Linked DNA regions of Homo sapiens: regions 2, 3, 4 and 5 are each linked to region 1. Evidence: chromatin contacts called from ENCODE Hi-C or POLR2A ChIA-PET data. All regions are on one chromosome and are shown on one strand. The core of a region is the stretch at or near the end of the contact, and the rest is flanking DNA. Distances in the headings are between cores, read along the strand shown.

Region 1 (2,700 bases), core at 176-2,675:
GGCTTTTGTTTTCTTTCCAGGGTTTCACACGAACTCACTTCTACTAACTCACTTCTACAATTCCCTATGTAGGGTAAACTTTGGAAATGAAACTCACTGACAAACGTTCCAGTACATTTAAGCTGGGGATATCGTATTCTTTGTGATGTTTGTATTTCTCCGACCCCAAATATATTAATAAAAACTTTTTTCTGAGCCCTCTTCGGTGGGGGATAGAGTGAGAAGAGAAATGGGAGAGGGCCTGTTAATTTTCAGGTCATCTTTTAAGTTACAGAACAGTATATACTGACTAGTTATCTTAAAAATACTGAGCCAATGAATTCGTTCAGCTATGTAAGATTAAAGAAAGACAGATTTTTTTTTTTTTACCGTAAAAACCTGTAAAGGAGTGGTCAGTTTTTAGATGAAAGGTCATAGGAAGAAGAGCATTAAAAGTTGAGATATAAAGAAGAGAAAAAACCCAACATCGAGGAATTAGAAAAATAAGGCGTGACAGCATTTCCACATTCATTTCGAAGTGAAAGGAAAGTCGAAGGGACATTAAGGGAAAAGGGCTCCTTGCGTAGTTTCCCCTCACAGCTCTCGTCTTAAGAACGCTTAAGGGTCGGTGCGGTCGTTGACTAACCACTTCATTAGGCTCGTCCCACCTTCAACCTCAAGGCTTTCGCCTTTTTAGACGCAACGCCGCCGGTTCCAACAGAGACGCGGCCGCTCACTGAAATAGAGAGCCAAGGAGACACAGGCCCCAGCTAGTCCCACGCCAGCTTCTCCCCGCCCGGAAAGCAGCCCCGCGCACTTTCGATCCCGAGACCCTCTACGATGCTCGGGGTCGCCAGAAATGCCACCGCAGGAAGCACCTACCACTATCCGGACGGAGGGGAGCTCCCTGCCGCCTCCTCCCGCCCAACCGCGACGGGGACCCACACCTCGGAGCAGACATAAGGAAGCCTCAGGGGTGGGGAGAAGGGAGGAAGCAATGCGGGGGCGGGGAGGGAAGAGGACCCAGAAGTCCAGGTATCAGTCAGCCTCCAAAAAAGGGGGAGGGGTGTTATCCGTGGTGTTTGGGGAAGGAGTGGAACCCAGAAGCCATCTTGGGATGGGAGGAATCAATCGCGATGGCTCCAGAGGTTGCTCCTCGCGGGACTACCCGCAACCCCGCCCGACCGCGCTTGTTCCCGTGAAACCCCGAGCATTGGGCCGCCGCCTAGACGGCTCCCGCGGCTTTGTACTCACTCTGCCCTCGAAGTTGTTTTCCTCCACATCACTCATGTCGACGAGGCGCTCCCCAGAACTAAATAAGAGACAAGTCTCGGCTCGAGGGCCGATGGCCTAATTAACCCGCTGACTGGACCGTGGGGAAGAGGAAAGAGTCGGCAACCACAGCCGCTCCACTCCACTCCCACTCGGTCGCAGGCTCCAGCAAAATGGCGCCGGCGCCGCCAGAAATCTCCTGGCCTCCTCAGAGCACGACGTAAAGGGGGCGGGCGTCTCTGTGACGTCACGAGGCTCCACCTCCCGCGAGGCTTTGTGTCGGCTGGGCCTGGAGCGAGGGTGGAGGTTGGCGGGCGGCCTGCGCTCTCAACCTGGGCGCCTTGGAATCGCGGTCCCGTGCTGTCCTCCAAACTTCAGACTCACCTCGGACGCGTCAACCTCTTTGAAGACTTTTCAGTCGCCAGATGAGCCTTATATGACCTTAGCCCCTTTAAATATTGTCCAAGTGGATTCTGATGTAAGGGAACAAAACATTGGAAGCGTTTTTTTATGTTTGTTTATTTTTTGAGTCAGGGTCTCGCTCTGTCACCCAAGCTGAAGTGCAGTGAAGCGATCACTGCTCACCACAGCCTCAAACTCCCGGGCTCAGACGATCCTCCCACCTCAGGCTCCCGCGCGCGCCACCACGCCCGGCTAATTTTTTTCTTTTTTGGGACGGAGTCTCACTCTGTTGCCCAGGCTGAAGTGCAGTGGCGCTATCTAGGTTCATTGCAACCTCCACCTCGCAGGTTCAAGCAATTCTCCTGCCTCAGCCTCCCCAGTAGCTGGGATTACAGGCATGCACCACCACGCCCGGCTAATTTTTGTATTTTTAGCAGAGACGGGGGTTTCACCATGTTGGACAGGCTGGTCTCAAACTCCTGACCTCAGGTGATTTGCCCGCCTGGGCCTCTCAAAGTGCTGAGATTGCAAGGGTGAACCACCGTACCCGGCCCACCCGGCTAATTTTTGTGTGTTTTGCAGAGATGGGGTTTTGACATGCTGCCCAGGCTGGTCTCGAATTTGTGGACTCAAGCGATCTGCTCGCCTCGGCCTCCCAAAGTGCTGAGATTACAGGCCTGAGCCACCGCGCCCGGCTGGAATCGTGTATATATAACAGGCTTTTGGGGGGCACGTTGTCAGCTGACTGTATTACTTTTCTTCCATATTTGCCCTGTGTAATGTCGACGTAGTACATGCACAGATGAGGTTATGATGCAAAGCCGCTGCTCCTTGCCTCGTGTCCCTGCTCCAGTTCCCCCTCCTAGAGACAGCCGTGTAGTTTTTTTTTTATAATGCTTAGCTCCCTACTAGTTTTTTTGACTTAGATATTTCCATAAAGCTTCACAGTGAAGACCTCCCAAATCTGTCAACTTGGTTCCCAATCATAGTAATAATCTCTGAGATGAGTTTTACTTGTGTAATGCAACTTTAAAAATTAGTTTCATC
Region 2 (2,700 bases), core at 20-2,519, 860 kb before region 1:
TTCAGGAAAAACTAGAAAAGGCAACCATAGTTCACAGTGCTCAACTGGAAATTGTATTTGCATAAAAAGTTAGGTAAATACAGAAGTTTAATCAAAAATTGTATTATCTTGGGAGGGTGGGGCATGGGAACAATAAGGAAGGATAGTATAAGAGTTGGATGTTCATCTATCATAACAGATGATTATGTCTAAAAGTCACCATTGCAAACAGTATATCTAGGCATATCATTTAGAAGTACTGAGATGTATATGCAAGAAGAAATGGCTAAAAGAATCAAAAGTAGTTGCCTCTAGGAAGAAGCAACGAAAGAGTGTGAAGAGTGATACAGGGAACCATTGTAATTTCTTTAATACTATTTAACAATACTTTTATTTTTATTTATTTATTTATTATTTTTATAGAAACAGGGTCTTGCCATCTTGCCCAGGCTGGTCTCAAACTCCTGGGCTCAAACAAGTCTCCTGCCTCAGCCTCCCGAAGTGTTGGGGTTACAGGCATGAGCCACTATGCCTGGCTTAACTTTTTCAAAAACTAAAATTAAAAAAAAAAAATTCTTTTAGAGACAAAGTCTCACTGTGTTGCCCAGGCTGAAGTACAGTGGAGTGATCACAGCTCACTGCAGCCTTGAACTCCTCGGCTCAAGCAATCCTTTTGCCTCAGCCTCCCAAGTAGCTAGGACTGCAGGCATGAGCCACCAAGCCCAGCTAATATATTTTTTATTTTTAGGGATGAGATCTCACTATGTTGCCCAGGTTGGTCACAAACTCCTGGCCTCAAGCAATCCTCCCACCTTAGCCTCCAGAGTCACTGGAATAACAGACATGAAGCACCATGCCTTTTTAAATGATGTGCATGTATACCTTTGATTAAAATGTTTTTTTTTTTTCAAAAAGAGACAATAAAACAAATATAAAGGATGTTAGTTCTTAACTAACTCAACTTATCAACTCCTCCAGATAAGGGGTCTTATTCCCCTTCTTCTCAGCATCTGGCACAGAGAGGCACTCAACAAATGTTTGCTGTTTAATTGATTGCTTTATTGATTAATTGAAACAAGCAGTCAAAAATATTCATAGGTTTCTTGAGCTACACTGATAGAAAATTCTAGGAAAAAAATTAATAGCTAACACTCTTTAAACATCTACTATTTGACATCCTCTGTTCTAAGTGCTGGGCATTTATCATATTGCTAAATCCTCAAAACAATCTCACGAGGAAGATACTGACATTGTTCCTGTTTTATCAACAAAGAAACTGAAGGACAATGAGGTTGTATAACTCATTCCAAGTCACACAGCCAGGAAGTATCAAAGCTGGGTCTAGGCCAGGTGCGGTGGCTCATGCTTGTAATCCCAGCACTTTGGGAGGCCGAGGTGGGTGGATTGCCTGAGCTCAGGAGTTTGAGACCAGCCTGGGCAATATGGTGATGCCTCATCTCTACTAAATTAGCCGGGCGTGGTGGTAGGTGCCTGTAATCCCAGCTACTCAGGAGGCTGAGGCAGGAGAATTGCTTGAACCCAGGAGGTGGAGGTTGCAGTGAGCCGAGAACACGCCACTAACACTCCAGCCTGGGCAACAGAGCGAGACTCTGTCTCACCAAAAAAACCAAAAACAAACAAAAAACAGCTAGGCCTAAACCCAGGCTGGCTGACTCTGAAGTCTCTACTCTTGACTGATGAGCTTTATAATCAAGAAGGAGGTGTCCTGTGGTCACGCCACAACTGGAATATTATGTTCTGTTTTGAACACACACACACACACACACACACACACACACTTCAGAAGTGGAATGTAATCACAGGAAGTTGAACAGGATGTGAGGAGATCAAAAACCATAACAGTGGGTGTGAGGAATGGTTTTTAGATGAAAACAGTCTAATCATGCTTGAAGAGGGCTGATAAAGAACAGGGATTGGATTTGTTTTTTATGACCCAAGTAGTAAAACCAGAATCAACAGTAGAGATTAGTTGGGGCTATATTTCAGTTTAAGGAAGAAATTTTCCACAGTTCCATAGGACATCAAGTGCTTTGGAAATAGTTTCATTACTGAAAATCATAAGCCCATCAACCTCCAGGCTCGGAAGAAACTAAGGAATTTCATCCAGTCACCCTCAGGATGCTTGGATCACCTTTATAGCACACTCCTAAAAGGTCTTCTCAAACATCCCAGGGACAAAGAATACACCAGAGATGGCACACTCTTTTCTTTTTTAATCAGAGTTACCTGTGCACATAGTTGAGTCAAATCTGTAAGATTCATTAAGAAAAGCAGAAGTCCTTCCCTAGAGGCACCCACTTTCAATTTTCTTTGGTAATTCTTTTAGAAAGATTTACCTCTGTATTTCTAAATAACATGCTTGTATTGCTATTTCTTTATTTTTCCGTGTTAGGTATTCTCCACTAACCACCCACAATGTTGGATGAAGATTTCATTATTTCATTCCGCATACACAATACACACACCCTCTCCATGTTCTTATTATTCCAACATAGTTTATGTACTGATTTGGGTTAGATCAGTATTTAGTGTTCACATTATTATAACTACATAAACACTATTCAGAGCTGAGTCATGGGGTAAATCATAATTATTTCTCCTCTTCTATACAACTCTTGTGTTTCCCTGAAATTAATTGAAGAACCTTACTTTTTGTTTTCACTTAGTTTTTCATGTATTTATCAGTAATTCAAACCCTCA
Region 3 (2,700 bases), core at 157-2,656, 660 kb before region 1:
TAAACACCTTTCAGTCTTCCAGGATAGAATAGACAATGATTATAAGCAGATTAAAAATATATAACCGCTGGGCACAGTGGCTCACGCCAGTAATCCCAACACTTTGGGAGGCCGAGGTGGGTGGATCACAAGGTCAGGAGTTCGAGACCAGCCTGACCAACATGGTGAAACCCTGTCTCTACTAAAAATACAAAAATTAGCCCGGCGTGGTGGCATGTGCCTGTAATCCCAGCTACTCGGGAGGCTGAGGCAGGAGAATCGCTTGAACCCAGGAGGCGGAGGTTGCAGTGAGCCGAGATCATGCCACTGCACTCCAGCCTGGGTGACAGAGTGAGACTCTGTGTCAAAATAAATAAATAAAATAAAATATATACACACACCATTGTGAGGGGTATTTAGTGCAAATTAAGACAAATCCTGCAAAGGACTAGAGGAACCAAATAGGACTGTGGAGGGAGGACAAAGGGGCAGGTGGGCCAGATCCATTGTAGACCAAGAAGTGTGGGAAGGATTAGGCTCTTAATTGCAGAAATGAATGTATTGCCAGAACAGTTTTTAAAAAGGTCACAATGACAACAATGAACAAAATAGCTAATGTTGACTTAAGTTTTACTATATGCCAGGGAGTAAAATAGGGCTTTACATAAACTATCTTATTTAATTGTCACAACATCCCTATGATATCACTTCTTTTGTTGTCCTTAATTTACAGATAGTGAGACAGAATGTGAATAAACTAACCTTGCATGGTCACACAGGTAATAGCCACAGAGGGGAAGGATATAGTTTACTCTATCTATCCATCTATCTGCTTGCATATCTATCTATTCATCCCTCATCTAAATATGTATCTCTACTTATCTATCTCTCCAAATACATATATTTTATTTATGCAGTGAGATCTGGTGGACTTTAATTGCAAAATAACTTGAGAGAAAAGAGAATTAATTATAAGAAGTACAGAAAAAGAAACAGAGCAGAAGCAATTCCTGGACTGTGCTGTACCAGGCAGATGGGCAATATAGTCAGTATGCAGTGTTGGCTCTTTCTTTGGGAGAATGAGGTCATATCTACTGGCAAGGCCCCCTTCCCTTTATTCCCACTATACTGCTTGGGAATTTCTGATTTAAAAAAAATACTGTTGATAACAGAAATGACCAATTCATCATATTGTCTTGACCAAAGAGCAGCTCATACTGTGACACACTTGCCTCTCTAGTATCTCTGGGGAGGATGTTCGTAAGTGAGATTGGAGGAGTAATCGCCCCCCAGGACCGTGGGATAGGTTGTGCACGTTGTATACTGCACAGTCCCATGGGGGTGTTAGTCTCTCTGAATGGAGTCCCCAGAGTTATGCAGTGCACAACCTGTGTATAAGGCAGCCCTGCCTGCCCCCACCAATAAGATCAGCCATATGAACTGCATGACCAATGGCACAGCTGGAGCCCTCTCATTTGTCACTGTTTCTAGGCACATTTGCAGATAAAATGTTGAGATTGTGATCAGATTATGATCAGAACTTTCAAGAGTTCTGGAAAGAAGAGTTCTGGAAAGAAACACTGACATAAAGGAGAAGAAAAGAACAGGAACTCCCTCTGAGTTTGCATAACTTTCAATGTTCACAGCCTCCTGTTGCCTTTCTAGGAGGTGCCCTACTGTGTATTGCTGGGGTCGTATAGCCAATTGGCGAACTAGCTGATAAACCCTGGACAGAAATAGAAACTACAAGAAGTGAAACAAAGTTCCATCCAAGAATGAAACAACAACTGATCACGTGAGATGCCCATGTCATCACTTGACCCACAGACAGGGGAGCAAATATATTGATGATCTGGTCCTCCTGCCGGACTGTTGGTATTCATCCCTGTAAGTGAGAGGAAGGAAACATTGCAACTTAATGGGTGAGTCCTTCCTTCTGGTGAATTTAACATCATGCATTTGCTAGATTTGCTAGCCATGCAGTTATGGTGAAAACAGGAAAGATCCCTTTGGGTTTAACTATAGATTAGCCATAGGATTTGCAACCAGGAAAAGACCTTCAAGATCAATTCTATTGGAACATGGACAATTAACATAAATAAACTGAGAAACAGACAGACTGTGTTACTTGTAGCTAATTATTTTAACTCCCATCTCAGCACTCTTTCCCAACACAACCCATTATCTTAACAACTATAATAGTACTAACAGCCATTATTATAACCAACATGTTTGTCGGGGAGAAAGGTGACAAGAGGAGGGTAGAGGACAGAATTAGTTGAACACTTACTCTGTGCCAGGCGATAGTTTTAAGCTTTCTACATCTATTCATTTCAATCCTCACAACAACTCTTACAGGTCAATAGTGTTTCCCTTTCACAAGTTAGGAAACTGAGGCACAGATAGGTGATTTTATTTGTTCAAAGTCACAGAGAGGGCACATGGCTGAGCTGAGATTCAAACCCAAGCAGTGTGACTATGAAGCTTATTATCTTAACTATTCCACCATCATCGAAGGATATATTTACAAGATTTTTTAATTGTAATAAATTCTGTGCTTTATCTTTTTTTAAAAAAAAAATTTAATTAACAAAGAATAGGAAGACTTTCTATTCTTCACCCGGAGATGGACGATACCATGTTACTTGGCTTTTATCCACATAGCTGTCTTATTTTAGGTGCTGTTATTTGAACCAGAGTACATCCAAATAAGTGTAGTTT
Region 4 (2,700 bases), core at 125-2,624, 680 kb before region 1:
AGTGACGTAGAAATGTGATCGGACAAAAAGTGTATGATCTAAGACTAATAGAGGGAGAAAACCCAGCAAGGCCTGTCTGTCTGGATTCTTCTTGGCCTCTCTGAGCATGCACTCTTTCCTTCTGGGTATGGGACAGGACTCCCTCTGGAATGGGGGTCTTATGACCTACAGTCAAACAAGGGAAGTCAAATAATGTCTTTATGGCCAGATTTTACACAGAACGGCAGAGGGAAAGTCCCCACAGTCCTTGTATTAATTCCCTAGGGATGCCTTAACAAAGCACTCGGTGACTTAACAGAAATGTTTTGTCTCACATTTCTTGTGACTAGAAGTCCAAAATCAAAGTGTCAGCAGAACCAAACACCAAGCTCCCTCTGAAATCTGCAGGGGAGGGTCCTTCCTTGCCTCTTCCTAGCCTTTCTCCGGTGGTGGCCGGCAATCCACCGCATTCCTGGGCTTACAGCTGCATCACTCTGATCTGCCCCTGTCCCGCCACATTTTCGTGTGTCTCTGTCTTCAAGTGGCATTTTGACACCGTGTGATAAGGACATCAGTCATGTTGAATTAGGAGGGTCCACCCCAATGATCTCGTCTTGACCACATCTGTAAAGACGCAGTTTTTCCAAGTTAGGTCGCATTCACAGGTGCTGGAGGTTAGGTCTTCAATGTCTTTGGGAGTGGGGACAAATTCAGTCCTTAACACTCATGTTCTATATGTAGTGCTGCTTAGGCATCCAGCCAACAGACCTGCTTATTTTACTGCAGTCAGAATACCTTCTCCCCTTCCTCCTCACAGTCCAATGACACAGACGTGCTTTGGGGGCAAGATATTTGCGGGCCGTGGCCATCATTCTAAGCATGCAGCACTCCAGGCACCAGGAGTCCTCCCCGTGCTTCAACCCCTCTTCGATGAGTTTGCACCCCCGACCTCCGCTAATGTTCACATCCTTTAACGGGAGCCAGTCTTCTGCTACGTAATTAGACGAGTCTTGAAAGAAGCACCCAGGGGCGTGGCTGAAGACTTTAAGAAACACCAGGCAAGGGAGGGGAGTGGGTACCAGAGACACCTAACATTATTTGAGTGGCAGGAGCTTCCTCTGACCTTCAACGAGGTAAAGAGACATCACAGCCAGCGAGAGTTTGGGGCAGACTCCCCAGACTCGGAGGCCGGGGCAAAGTGGGAGCCGGGGCCAAGTGGGAGCCGGGGCCGTGTGGGGTGGGGGGGGGGGCCCAAGGCGGGGAAGGCCCGGGCCGCCGACAGGGGGCGCGCGAGGGCCTCCGGGCCCCGCGGGCGGGGCGGGTGCTGGACCCGGAGGGGCCTTCCGGCAACTTTTTGGTTGGTGCCGCCCCGCCCAGGCCCCTTTTAAACTTGATCTCCGCAGTGCCCTCCCTTTTCGGCCGCGGCGCGTGACTGGGTAAGTGGGCTCGGACCTTCTGGACGCAGGAGCCGACCACGTGGCTCCGGGGCTACCCCGTGCGCTTCCTAGGCGCGCCTCTCGCTGCCCCCACGCCGAGGCCTCGGCTCGGCGCCGCGGGGAAGCCTCCGTTAGGGCCCCTCGGGGGTGGGGGCGTCCTCGTGGCGCTTGGGCCCTTCGTCCCGGGTTAGGACGGCCCGTGTCCTTGTGCGCTTGAAGGGGCCGCCCCCTTTCCTCGAGGATCCCACCCCCACTCAGCAGAAGCCGCCAGGCGCCCGTCACCTCCCGTGCCTGAGTCCCTGCCGTCCACGCATTCGGCCTACAGGCAGCTTTTAGTCCTTTTTCAATTAAATGATTGCATTTTGAGGATCAAATTCCAACCGCAGGCGGAGGCGCCGAGCCCCGGACGGTCTCTGGGTTCTTGGTGCACTCGGGGCTCCTGCCTGCCCAGGGGCTGTGACCGCGCGGACGGAAGCCTATTTGGGAAGCGAGTGAGATCTGATGTCTGAAGCGCTTTAAGTTTCTAAGCGGGGCAGTATAATAGCGGGGTTAGCAAACACACGGAGGTCATTTCACTCGCGCAGCCATCCCCCACCGCCACCAGTGCCGTTCATTTGCTACTGGCCCGCAGTCAGATAATTTAAAGGCTTGGAGGGACGAGTCTTGCTGGAGCCGACGCCTACAGTAAGTTGAGCGGAGTGCTGTGAGCCCTAATAAGGGAGCCTGCTTTCCTCCCGAAGATTCGCTTTTTTGGGAGTGGCCAGAGCGTTATTACAGCACAGGGCCCGCTTCCAACGTTTAATCAGGGTGTGAGGAGGCCCTTCGTGGTTTTCTGACCTGGGAAAAGTCTGAACTACTGGGTTCTTTCTGGCTTGGACCAGGACAAGGTGTTGAACGCCTAACTTAGGTCTACTAAGGTGTAGAAATACGCAAGGCTGCCCCTAGAGAACGTTTGTCTGGGGAATAATGTAAGTTTTTGGAGCGGCTCTCCTGAGCATCGCTGAGCATACTAATTGTTCATTACTGGTACAAAATGCTATATAAAGGGATACTTTGCGAATTTAGTAAAATTGATAAAGATCTAAATTTACATTTGAGTCAACAAATAATCTTTGTGGCTAGCATAGGTACCACAGTTCTGTTGGAATGTGAAGCTCGTGGTTCACCTGTTTTCCTCAGTTGTGAAAGATTTGCTGCCTTTTTGATGAAACCAAATGGGACCCATTTTACCATTCTTTAATGAGGAAAGCTTGTACATTTGCAGCCTAGGTTCTAGGCATCTTTT
Region 5 (2,700 bases), core at 40-2,539, 800 kb before region 1:
GGGCCCATGCAGGTGCCCCAGTGAAACAGTGGTGAAGAGACTCAGTGGCAATGGGGAGAGCACTGGCAGCACAAGGCAAACCTCTGGCACAGAGAGCAAAGTCCTCACTGGGAGGATTCCCAAGGGGTCACTTGGGAGAGGGCAGGGCAGCAGCCAACCTCCTCTAAGTGGGCTGAAGCAGGTGAAGAAAGTGGCAGAAGCCACGCGGTGGCAAAAAGGAGTCACACACTCCACCTGGAGACGCCTTGAAGTAACTGCACGAAATTTGAGGATGGCCAGGCAGTTCTACAACAGCCGCTCACAGGGAGAGCCAGAACACAGAAGAACTCAGATGACTGGTAGTATTACCTTCTTCATAATCCCAGGCTTGGGGGGCTGCGATGGAGTCAGAGGAAACTCAGTTCAGAACATCTTTGGTTTTTACAAATACAAATTAACTGGAACGCTAAATTCTAGCCTGTTAATCTGGTCACTGAAAAAAAATTTTTTTTTTTTCAAAAAACATAGCTTTAGCTTATTTTTTTTCTCTTTGTAAAACTTCGTGCATGACTTCAGCTTTACTCTTTGTCAAGACATGCCAAAGTGCTGAGTCACTAATAAAAGAAAAAAAGAAAGTAAAGGAAGAGTGGTTCTGCTTCTTAGCGCTAGCCTCAATGACGACCTAAGCTGCACTTTTCCCCCTAGTTGTGTCTTGCCATGCTAAAGGACGTCACATTGCACAATCTTAATAAGGTTTCCAATCAGCCCCACCCGCTCTGGCCCCACCCTCACCCTCCAACAAAGATTTATCAAATGTGGGATTTTCCCATGAGTCTCAATATTAGAGTCTCAACCCCCAATAAATATAGGACTGGAGATGTCTGAGGCTCATTCTGCCCTCGAGCCCACCGGGAACGAAAGAGAAGCTCTATCTCCCCTCCAGGAGCCCAGCTATGAACTCCTTCTCCACAAGTAAGTGCAGGAAATCCTTAGCCCTGGAACTGCCAGCGGCGGTCGAGCCCTGTGTGAGGGAGGGGTGTGTGGCCCAGGGAGGGCTGGCGGGCGGCCAGCAGCAGAGGCAGGCTCCCAGCTGTGCTGTCAGCTCACCCCTGCGCTCGCTCCCCTCCGGCACAGGCGCCTTCGGTCCAGTTGCCTTCTCCCTGGGGCTGCTCCTGGTGTTGCCTGCTGCCTTCCCTGCCCCAGTACCCCCAGGAGAAGATTCCAAAGATGTAGCCGCCCCACACAGACAGCCACTCACCTCTTCAGAACGAATTGACAAACAAATTCGGTACATCCTCGACGGCATCTCAGCCCTGAGAAAGGAGGTGGGTAGGCTTGGCGATGGGGTTGAAGGGCCCGGTGCGCATGCGTTCCCCTTGCCCCTGCGTGTGGCCGGGGGCTGCCTGCATTAGGAGGTCTTTGCTGGGTTCTAGAGCACTGTAGATTTGAGGCCAACGGGGCCGACTAGACTGACTTCTGTATTTATCCTTTGCTGGTGTCAGGAAGTTCCTTTCCTTTCTGGAAAATGCAGAATGGGTCTGAAATCCATGCCCACCTTTGGCATGAGCTGAGGGTTATTGCTTCTCAGGGCTTCCTTTTCCCTTTCCAAAAAATTAGGTCTGTGAAGCTCCTTTTTGTCCCCCGGGCTTTGGAAGGACTAGAAAAGTGCCACCTGAAAGGCATGTTCAGCTTCTCAGAGCAGTTGCAGTACTTTTTGGTTATGTAAACTCAATGGCTAGGATTCCTCAAAGCCATTCCAGCTAAGATTCATACCTCAGAGCCCACCAAAGTGGCAAATCATAAATAGGTTAAAGCATCTCCCCACTTTCAATGCAAGGTATTTTGGTCCTGTTTGGTAGAAAGAAAAGAACACAGGAGGGGAGATTGGGAGCCCACACTCGAATTCTGGTTCTGCCAAACCAGCCTTGTGATCTTGGGTAAATTCCCTACCACCTCTGGACTCCATCAGTAAAATTGGGCGTGGACTAGGTGATCTCATAGATCCTTCCTGCTGGAACATTCTATGGCTTGAATTATATTCTCCTAATTATTGTCAAAATTGCTGTTATTAAGTATCTACTGTGTGCCAGGCACTTTAAATAAATATTGTGTCTAATCTTCAAAACAAATTTGCAAGGAAGGTTTTTGGAGATAAGGAAACTGAGACTCAGGATTAAGTAACACACCTAAAGTCACAGGTGAGCTTGGAACTGAACCCAAGTGTGCCCCCACTCCACTGGAATTTGCTTGCCAGGATGCCAATGAGTTGTAGCTTCATTTTTCTTAGAGACTTTCCTGGCTGTGGTTGAACAATGAAAAGGCCCTCTAGTGGTGTTTGTTTTAGGGACACTTAGGTGATAACAATTCTGGTATTCTTTCCCAGACATGTAACAAGAGTAACATGTGTGAAAGCAGCAAAGAGGCACTGGCAGAAAACAACCTGAACCTTCCAAAGATGGCTGAAAAAGATGGATGCTTCCAATCTGGATTCAATGAGGTACCAACTTGTCGCACTCACTTTTCACTATTCCTTAGGCAAAACTTCTCCCTCTTGCATGCAGTGCCTGTATACATATAGATCCAGGCAGCAACAAAAAGTGGGTAAATGTAAAGAATGTTATGTAAATTTCATGAGGAGGCCAACTTCAAGCTTTTTTAAAGGCAGTTTATTCTTGGACAGGTATGGCCAGAGATGGTGCCACTGTGGTGAGATTTTAACAA

The links. Hi-C counts contacts between places; a loop is a spot of excess contacts on that map. ChIA-PET counts read pairs that join two places held with the same protein, here RNA polymerase II (POLR2A). Pooled maps may share reads with other maps.
Region 2: a map with no recorded cell type shows a loop between it and region 1 (4-fold over the local background). The contact joins the enhancer-like site here to the promoter of TRA2A in region 1. A Hi-C loop is called at or near these places in 1 of 37 single-sample maps with no recorded cell type and 4 of 50 pooled maps. POLR2A ChIA-PET finds 5 or more read pairs at or near these places in 1 of 52 experiments (OCI-LY7).
Region 3: a pooled map shows a loop between it and region 1 (3-fold over the local background). The contact joins the enhancer-like site here to the promoter of TRA2A in region 1. A Hi-C loop is called at or near these places in 1 of 37 single-sample maps with no recorded cell type and 4 of 50 pooled maps. POLR2A ChIA-PET finds 5 or more read pairs at or near these places in 2 of 52 experiments (B cell and activated CD4-positive, alpha-beta T cell).
Region 4: a loop to region 1 is called in a map of PC-9, with 5 times the contacts of the local background. The contact joins the promoter of SNHG26 here to the promoter of TRA2A in region 1. A Hi-C loop is called at or near these places in 1 of 168 maps with a recorded cell type or tissue (PC-9), 1 of 37 single-sample maps with no recorded cell type and 16 of 50 pooled maps. POLR2A ChIA-PET finds 5 or more read pairs at or near these places in 3 of 52 experiments (GM10248, activated B cell and endothelial cell of umbilical vein).
Region 5: a loop to region 1 is called in a map of psoas muscle, with 9 times the contacts of the local background. The contact joins the promoter of IL6-AS1 here to the promoter of TRA2A in region 1. A Hi-C loop is called at or near these places in 1 of 168 maps with a recorded cell type or tissue (psoas muscle) and 1 of 50 pooled maps. POLR2A ChIA-PET finds 5 or more read pairs at or near these places in 1 of 52 experiments (Panc1).

The regions. Positions count from the first base shown.
Region 1 is chr7:23,530,556-23,533,255 of GRCh38, forward strand. TRA2A (transformer 2 alpha homolog) reads right to left here and starts at 1,426. Exons shown (of 8, transcript NM_013293.5): 1 at 1,234-1,426. The coding sequence starts at 1,269. RefSeq lists enhancers at 484-1,054, 1,055-1,624, 1,166-1,215, 1,236-1,285, 1,296-1,515 and 3 more.
Region 2 is chr7:22,674,347-22,677,046 of GRCh38, forward strand. No RefSeq gene overlaps it. Among named protein-coding and RNA genes, the nearest start is that of IL6, 52 kb to the right of the region's middle. Within about 2 kb of position 1,270, at least 3 of the 41 ENCODE cell types and tissues checked have a DNase peak (open chromatin) inside an H3K27ac peak, as active enhancers do.
Region 3 is chr7:22,870,850-22,873,549 of GRCh38, forward strand. No RefSeq gene overlaps it. Among named protein-coding and RNA genes, the nearest start is that of SNORD93, 16 kb to the left of the region's middle. RefSeq lists an enhancer at 1,780-1,889. Within about 2 kb of position 1,407, at least 3 of the 41 ENCODE cell types and tissues checked have a DNase peak (open chromatin) inside an H3K27ac peak, as active enhancers do; they include B cell, where a contact is called at or near this core.
Region 4 is chr7:22,852,866-22,855,565 of GRCh38, forward strand. It overlaps SNHG26 (small nucleolar RNA host gene 26), which reads left to right and starts at 1,375. Exons shown (of 5, transcript NR_146320.1): 1 at 1,375-1,415. RefSeq lists a silencer at 1,190-1,649 and enhancers at 1,747-2,358, 2,150-2,379.
Region 5 is chr7:22,726,331-22,729,030 of GRCh38, forward strand. It overlaps IL6-AS1 (IL6 antisense RNA 1), which reads right to left and starts at 1,290. Exons shown (of 2, transcript NR_131935.1): 1 at 1,238-1,290; 2 at 1-375. IL6 (interleukin 6) reads left to right here and starts at 870. Exons shown (of 5, transcript NM_000600.5): 1 at 870-951; 2 at 1,114-1,304; 3 at 2,363-2,476. The coding sequence starts at 933. RefSeq lists a silencer at 285-334 and an enhancer at 320-1,519.